2 separate regions of the Homo sapiens genome follow, and region 2 is linked to region 1. Evidence: chromatin contacts called from ENCODE Hi-C or POLR2A ChIA-PET data. All regions are on one chromosome and are shown on one strand. The core of a region is the stretch at or near the end of the contact, and the rest is flanking DNA. Distances in the headings are between cores, read along the strand shown.

Region 1 (3,045 bases), core at 507-3,006:
TTTTTGTTTGTTTGTTTTTCAGAAAATAAACCTCCGATCTGTTGCTCTGAAAAGGGTAATCATATGACTACATGGGGTGGGAAAGGACCTGGGGTCCTTTCCTGCCTCCATAGACTTCCAGCTAGTCCCACGATAGCCTCCATTTCACCCCTGCATTACTCAATACTTGGGCCTCTGTGCCCTGAGCCTTTCTGGGTTTACACAGCAAATCGTTACCTTCTCAAATCATTTTCCTCCTGGCAGGAATCCCAGTATAGCTTCTCCTCTTCTATCATTTACTGCTATTCTTCCTTCTATTTTCCATCTTTCAAAAATTTGCTGAATTGCTTTGGCCCAGTGCTGTGTTTCCTCCCATTCTCCCCACTCCCTTTTGGGTTTTTTACCTCTTAAAAATTCCTTTAATGTGGGAGGATTCCAGGGGAATGAGCTTGTACAGCCAAATCTGGCTTAAGTTAAATGGACTACTTAATATGTTAAATCTCTATGTTCAACTTGCAGAATTCTGCACACCTAAACATTAGGGTCAGCGAAATAATCCACTCACAATCAGTAAGAGATAGGAGGTTCTCATGTAAGATACACTGTCCTCAAAGATGGGAACATCATTGTCTCCCAAGTACAATAATCCTTACTTGGAATGAAATTCTTCTATTTTATTATTGGGGATGGGGCTGGGGGGGAGGAGTGGGAGAGGTCTAGATGCTGGAAGGTAACCTGTATTCTGTGAGTACCCCTTAAGTGGTATGATTAAAGCAATTTAACATACACTAAGATGTAGCATAACTTACATTCCTATTATCTTTAGAATACAATAGATGCTAAAACTACAAAAGGCTAAGTTAATTAAAACAATTTGGGGTATATGCTTAATTTCTGCTGTTTTGTTTTATTTACTAATCAGCTGAATTTAAGATTCATCTGTTTTTTTTTTCAAGTAAAGAGTTAAAATTCAAATGTTTTATATAAACCAGTTGATTCTGAAATCAAAAACAGAAGTTAACTTTTAATTAAAGTTCGATTATTTGTAGGTGAATGCTTCACAAACTGTAAAAAGTAATATTGTTCAGGATCTAGAGACCCTATCAGTATGACTTCAAATCTGGCTGTGCCAAATTAAAATTTTTTAAATTAAAACATAAATTTTTAAGAATTTGCCTGAATCCTCCTTTCACTTAATACCTCATACATAATAACCTAAGTGCAGACAAGTCATAGCAAAGCAAGCATATGACCTTAATTGCAGTAAGTAAAGCATGCTTGGCTACCAGAGGTATCAGCTTTGGTGATGCAAATTATTTTGTGCTGAAAAGGGATTGTTTATTCACTCAAAAACAGAGGAATCTAAGAAGACTATAGTTAGCAAATAGTTTTTCTGACTCTTGCTGACTTAATTATAAGGTAGTGTTTCATCATCTTCGACATACTGGTTTTAGGCATTAGAAAATGCCTTCTTTGAATGCCTTTCAAGTGAACACTAGTGCTTTACATGACTCTGGCTTTTACCAGATAATTCGAATTAGTGCTGCCCTCAGTCTCTCAGGGACACACAACAGAACTAGGCCCAGAAACATCAAAAAAACAGGTTCAAAATTACACAGCAGCAAGTGAAGCTTTCCCAGATGGAATGTGTTCCCTGCTTATTAACCATTTCTAACATTGAATGCCAAAAGGCAGTCCATGGACATATGCCTAGGCTTGTCCATTAGTACTAATAAAGTTACAAGAAAACAGATGAAGCACTGAACTTAAATTAGAACTGCCTCATCATATAAAAAGCCATTGTTTACGCCAGTATATCCAGGTGTCAAATGAATTATAAATGCTAGCTCACTGTTTCATAATAGCAACATCTGGCAGATTTTTTGCTTCTAAAAGAAATTGGCTTAGCTCAAATGATATCATTACAGGACTCCCTTTTCTTAAAATAGTTGAGCCAAATTAAAAAAAATCCAATATACAAAGATTAAATTTTTATGTAAACTTTCTTTTTAAAATATAATATCAGGAGAAAACATGAATAGTATGAATGAAAACGTGAAGAAAGCATCCCCTTTATTTCGGCATTAGAGTAAATCTTTGAGGGCATCTTAGAACTTTTTCAGTATTTTTTACTGTGATTTCAAAGTTTATTCAAATTGTAAATTGATTCACTTTGGTCTGGCTTTATGTGATTCTCCTCATGGTTACCTTATGACAGCACTATGCTAGGTCCTACCCCAAAGAAAAAAGCTATTTGCCTTTTGAAGATATGAGCCTTCCTTGTGAGCACATATGTGAGCAGCTAAGCTGCCCCCACACAGGTTGGTTATTCTAAAATTTATCCAGTAATATTGGCAAAATAGCTGTAGCTAATGGATTGTTGGTATATTCAAGAGTTTCTGCTGTCTGCTGCCTATTCAACTGCAAACTGGCAAAAATGAACATAATCCAATCTGTTTTATAACAAGGCAATTTTGCATCAAAGCTTAATATTTAAGGCCATGTAATATGGAAGGATGTAACACAAAGCACACAATGTTTGTTAAATCTTAATTTGTGAAATAACAAAAATTAATATTAGCTATACACTCTCCTAGGGTCTGTTTAACCATATCCAGGTTTTCACGTGTTGATGTATAGTGTCTCTTGTAGCTCAATATTTATAATTCTGAAAGCAGAATCCAGTTTTAATGTATTAAACTTTACTTCCAAAATGTTGATCTTTCCAGGGGTTTGAGTCATAGCTTATTTTTATAGGCCTTTAAATTTTACAAAGTACTTAATGGCACATGGGCAAAAAAAAAGACCCTATAAATTCATGTTTCTCCAAATTCCATTTCAGATTCTCTTCTTATAAATAAGTGAAGTTGGCAAGTTTCACTCCATAACGGAAAAACAAAACTAAAATGCTTCATGCAGTTTAGTCTTTTAAGTCTGTATACTTTTTAACCTGCAACAAAATAAATACAAAATTATTTTGAACAACAAAATCCAGATGATACCTGAGAGAAGCCTAAAACTCTATTCATCACCATACTTAGGGAAATGCTGACATAGAATTAATTT
Region 2 (3,027 bases), core at 18-2,517, 100 kb before region 1:
TATTAGATATGGTAGGAGTAAGTATGATGTGGAATAGAAGGTGATAAATAAAATAGGTTGACTAAAGCAGCAGCTTGTGGCAGGGGCCCATATGGTCGGGTGGGTAGAGAGGTGGATCCGTACCGAGAAGGGCTAATAAGCCTGGCAGAAGAGTTTGGTCATTATTCTATAATGGTCAGAAAATAGCTGAATTTTTGAATAGGAGAGTAATGTGATACAGAGAGGAATTTGTGTTTTTAATTTTTGTCCTTATGTAGAAGATGCAAATGTTTTCAGTGTTTTGGGCAATTCAAAAAAACTTTTTTCTGAGCTGTGTCTAATCTAAACTCTAAAGGAAAGTCAGTTCTGTAACACATTGTTCCTTTCAATCTAGTTTTTTCTTTAATGTTTAAATATAACATTTTTTAGAGATTCCAGAGTTTTATCAAACTGGAATGTTGGCAACAACAGTTCAAAGGTATCTAGGTTAAAAGTACGAAGTAATTGAGGATAATGGGAAATTAAGATTGCAGGGCTCACTCTTCAATTGTAGCAGGAAAATTAAAGGTAAATTACAAAGCAAAGTTCAGAATAAAACATGTATCAGTATTCAAGACCTTGCAAGTTTATAAAATGTCTGGTATGTTTATTACTACAATGCTATTATTTGGCCAAAGCACAGGGGACTTCAGATTGTGTATTTATGGACTGATTCCCCAACAGATAACCACACAATTCTGGAATGCGGTTGCTGTGTCAATAGTTGTAGACTTATTGTTGTAAATTTTTTCCCTCTTTCAACCTAATTAACTTAGAATGTCTCTAACGTGATTTGCAAAGAATTTTTTATTTATATTTTGCAATCAGCATTTGAGCAGCACACAGGTTTGAGACATGCACTACAATGAGTAAACATTTTGTAAGATAATAAATAGTGCCCACTAGTCTAAATGTTTTATGATTGCCTGTTCCCTGCTAATTGGTCATGGATTGAAATTCCCCATTGTTTAATTTTTTTAATTTGTGGAAAATTATTATAAATGAGTGTGTAGGGCTTCATATCACAGCTGTTGTCATTTAAAGTTTGGACAGTGTCATTACAAATGAAGCCCTGCTGTGAAATCAAAGTCAAAAGGCATCTTGGCATCCCAACCATTTCCTTGGGAGAAGATTACAGCTCAAGTCTGTTGAACTTTATTGCCTTGGGCCTCATGACAGTCTTCAGAAACATGCAAGGCATTTCTGTTAAAGAAATTCAGATGTGCTAGGACACAGATGACATTCTTGTGCATAGCAGTGTCCTAAGGGGGTGAGGAATAAGTCAGGAAGAAAAAGATGATTCATACTTTTTGCTGCATTCTGGGATTATTATATATAATCCATAGAGAGGATGGAGACCTTGCAGAGATACCACATAGGAAAAAGGTGCGGTGTTTTCCTACATGGCCTGACTGTATTTTAAAATAAAAACCTAAACACGACTCCAAGGTAATGACTGCCTTCAAAGTAATATTTTAGTTGATTTTAATATTCTCTTTGAAGGAAGTTCTCATTGACTCATATTTCTTTTCTCCCTCTCCTTTCTCACACACATTCATTTCCAGAGGTTTGACTGAGGGAGAGCTGCTACTGAGTTTTAACAGTCACTCTTTTTATATGTAAAACTCATGTTCTTGAATTTAAAACAAAAGATTACTTGTTCTGACTTAAAAATCTATCTAACCAGTAACTGGGCTCCAACAAAGGTCCCCACAGAGACATCATAAAAGAACATCATTGTCCTCTAATTTAAGGATGTATCTTATTCAGCCATGAATTTATCTCATCCCTTTAAAATGTGTTCTTATTTGTCATCCCTATTTCCTCCTGGGATAAAGAGATTCCTGAGTTCATTAGCTACAGCATGCCTGGCACATAGTAGATACTCAATAAATATTTGTTGAGTAAATGAAAATCGTTATTCAAAGGAAAATCCTGATTACGCTCAATGTTAATTCTGGAAATCCAAGACCTAGTAAGATCATTTGTTCTACTGTTCTTTCAGCTTTGTATGACATTCAAAAAGGCATATCACTCATTCAACAACTTGCCATAAATATTGATAACTGCTTCTTAATAAAAATGCCATTAAATTGCTTATAATCTAGTGAAGAGACATACAAGTAAATAGATAATCACAATAGAGTGTGATATGCTAAGCATTTCCTAGCCTCAGTGATAATAACATTTATTGAGTACTTTCTATGTACCAGGTACAATTTTAAGTATTTTACATGCATTAATGATTTCTAACTTAATTGCATTGTGAGCTGACAACTCTGTCTATATGATTCAAAACATTTTGAAATTTACTGATAGTTTTTTGTTTTGTTTTGTTCTTGAGACAGGGTCTTGCTTTGTCACCCAGGCTGGAAGGCCACGTGATACAATCATGGCTCACTGTAGCCTCCACCTGCTCGGCTCAAGTGATTCTCCCATCTCTGCTTCCCAAGTATCTGGGAGTACAGGCACATGACACCACACCCAACTAATTTTTAATAATTTGTAGAGATGAGCTCTTACTATCACTCAGGCTGGTCTTGAACTCCTGAGCTCAAGCAATCCTCTCACCTCGGCCTCCCAAAGTTCTGTGATTATAGGTGTGAGCCACCATACCCAGCCCTGATACTTATTTTATGGACCAGTATGAGGTCAATTTTTTTAAATCCATGTGAACAGTTCTGGGTACAGTGTTAGAAAGTGCAGTGTCCATTAGAGCAAGCAAGTTTTTGTATACAGTGTTCTATACATATCTATTAGCTCTAACGTTTACAGTATTTCTTTTAATCTTCAATATGATGACTGATTTTTCTACCTGCTTGAACTATCAGTTACTGAGAGAGGTATATTAAAATATTTTAGCATGATTGTAAATTTATCTGTTTTTCCTTTTACATCTGTCAGTTTTTGCTTTGTATACTTTGAGGCTAAGTTATTAGGTTTATATACATTTAAATTGTTATAGCTTTCTGGTAGATTGAGCTATTTATTATTATGTAGTGCTTCATT

The links. A loop is a pair of places that touch in the nucleus more often than their neighbours do. ChIA-PET counts read pairs that join two places held with the same protein, here RNA polymerase II (POLR2A). Pooled maps may share reads with other maps.
Region 2: a pooled map shows a loop between it and region 1 (4-fold over the local background). The contact joins two enhancer-like sites. A Hi-C loop is called at or near these places in 1 of 50 pooled maps. POLR2A ChIA-PET finds 5 or more read pairs at or near these places in 3 of 52 experiments (AG04449, AG04450 and BJ).

The regions. Positions count from the first base shown.
Region 1 is chr11:9,801,107-9,804,151 of GRCh38, reverse strand. The region is part of intron 32 of SBF2 (SET binding factor 2); the gene reads left to right. The region is part of intron 1 of SBF2-AS1 (SBF2 antisense RNA 1); the gene reads right to left. Among named protein-coding and RNA genes, the nearest start is that of LINC02709, 43 kb to the right of the region's middle. Within about 2 kb of position 1,756, at least 7 of the 41 ENCODE cell types and tissues checked have a DNase peak (open chromatin) inside an H3K27ac peak, as active enhancers do.
Region 2 is chr11:9,904,356-9,907,382 of GRCh38, reverse strand. The region is part of intron 16 of SBF2 (SET binding factor 2); the gene reads left to right. The region is part of intron 1 of LOC101928008 (a long non-coding RNA gene); the gene reads right to left. Among named protein-coding and RNA genes, the nearest start is that of LINC02709, 150 kb to the right of the region's middle. RefSeq lists an enhancer at 791-1,375. Within about 2 kb of position 1,267, at least 7 of the 41 ENCODE cell types and tissues checked have a DNase peak (open chromatin) inside an H3K27ac peak, as active enhancers do.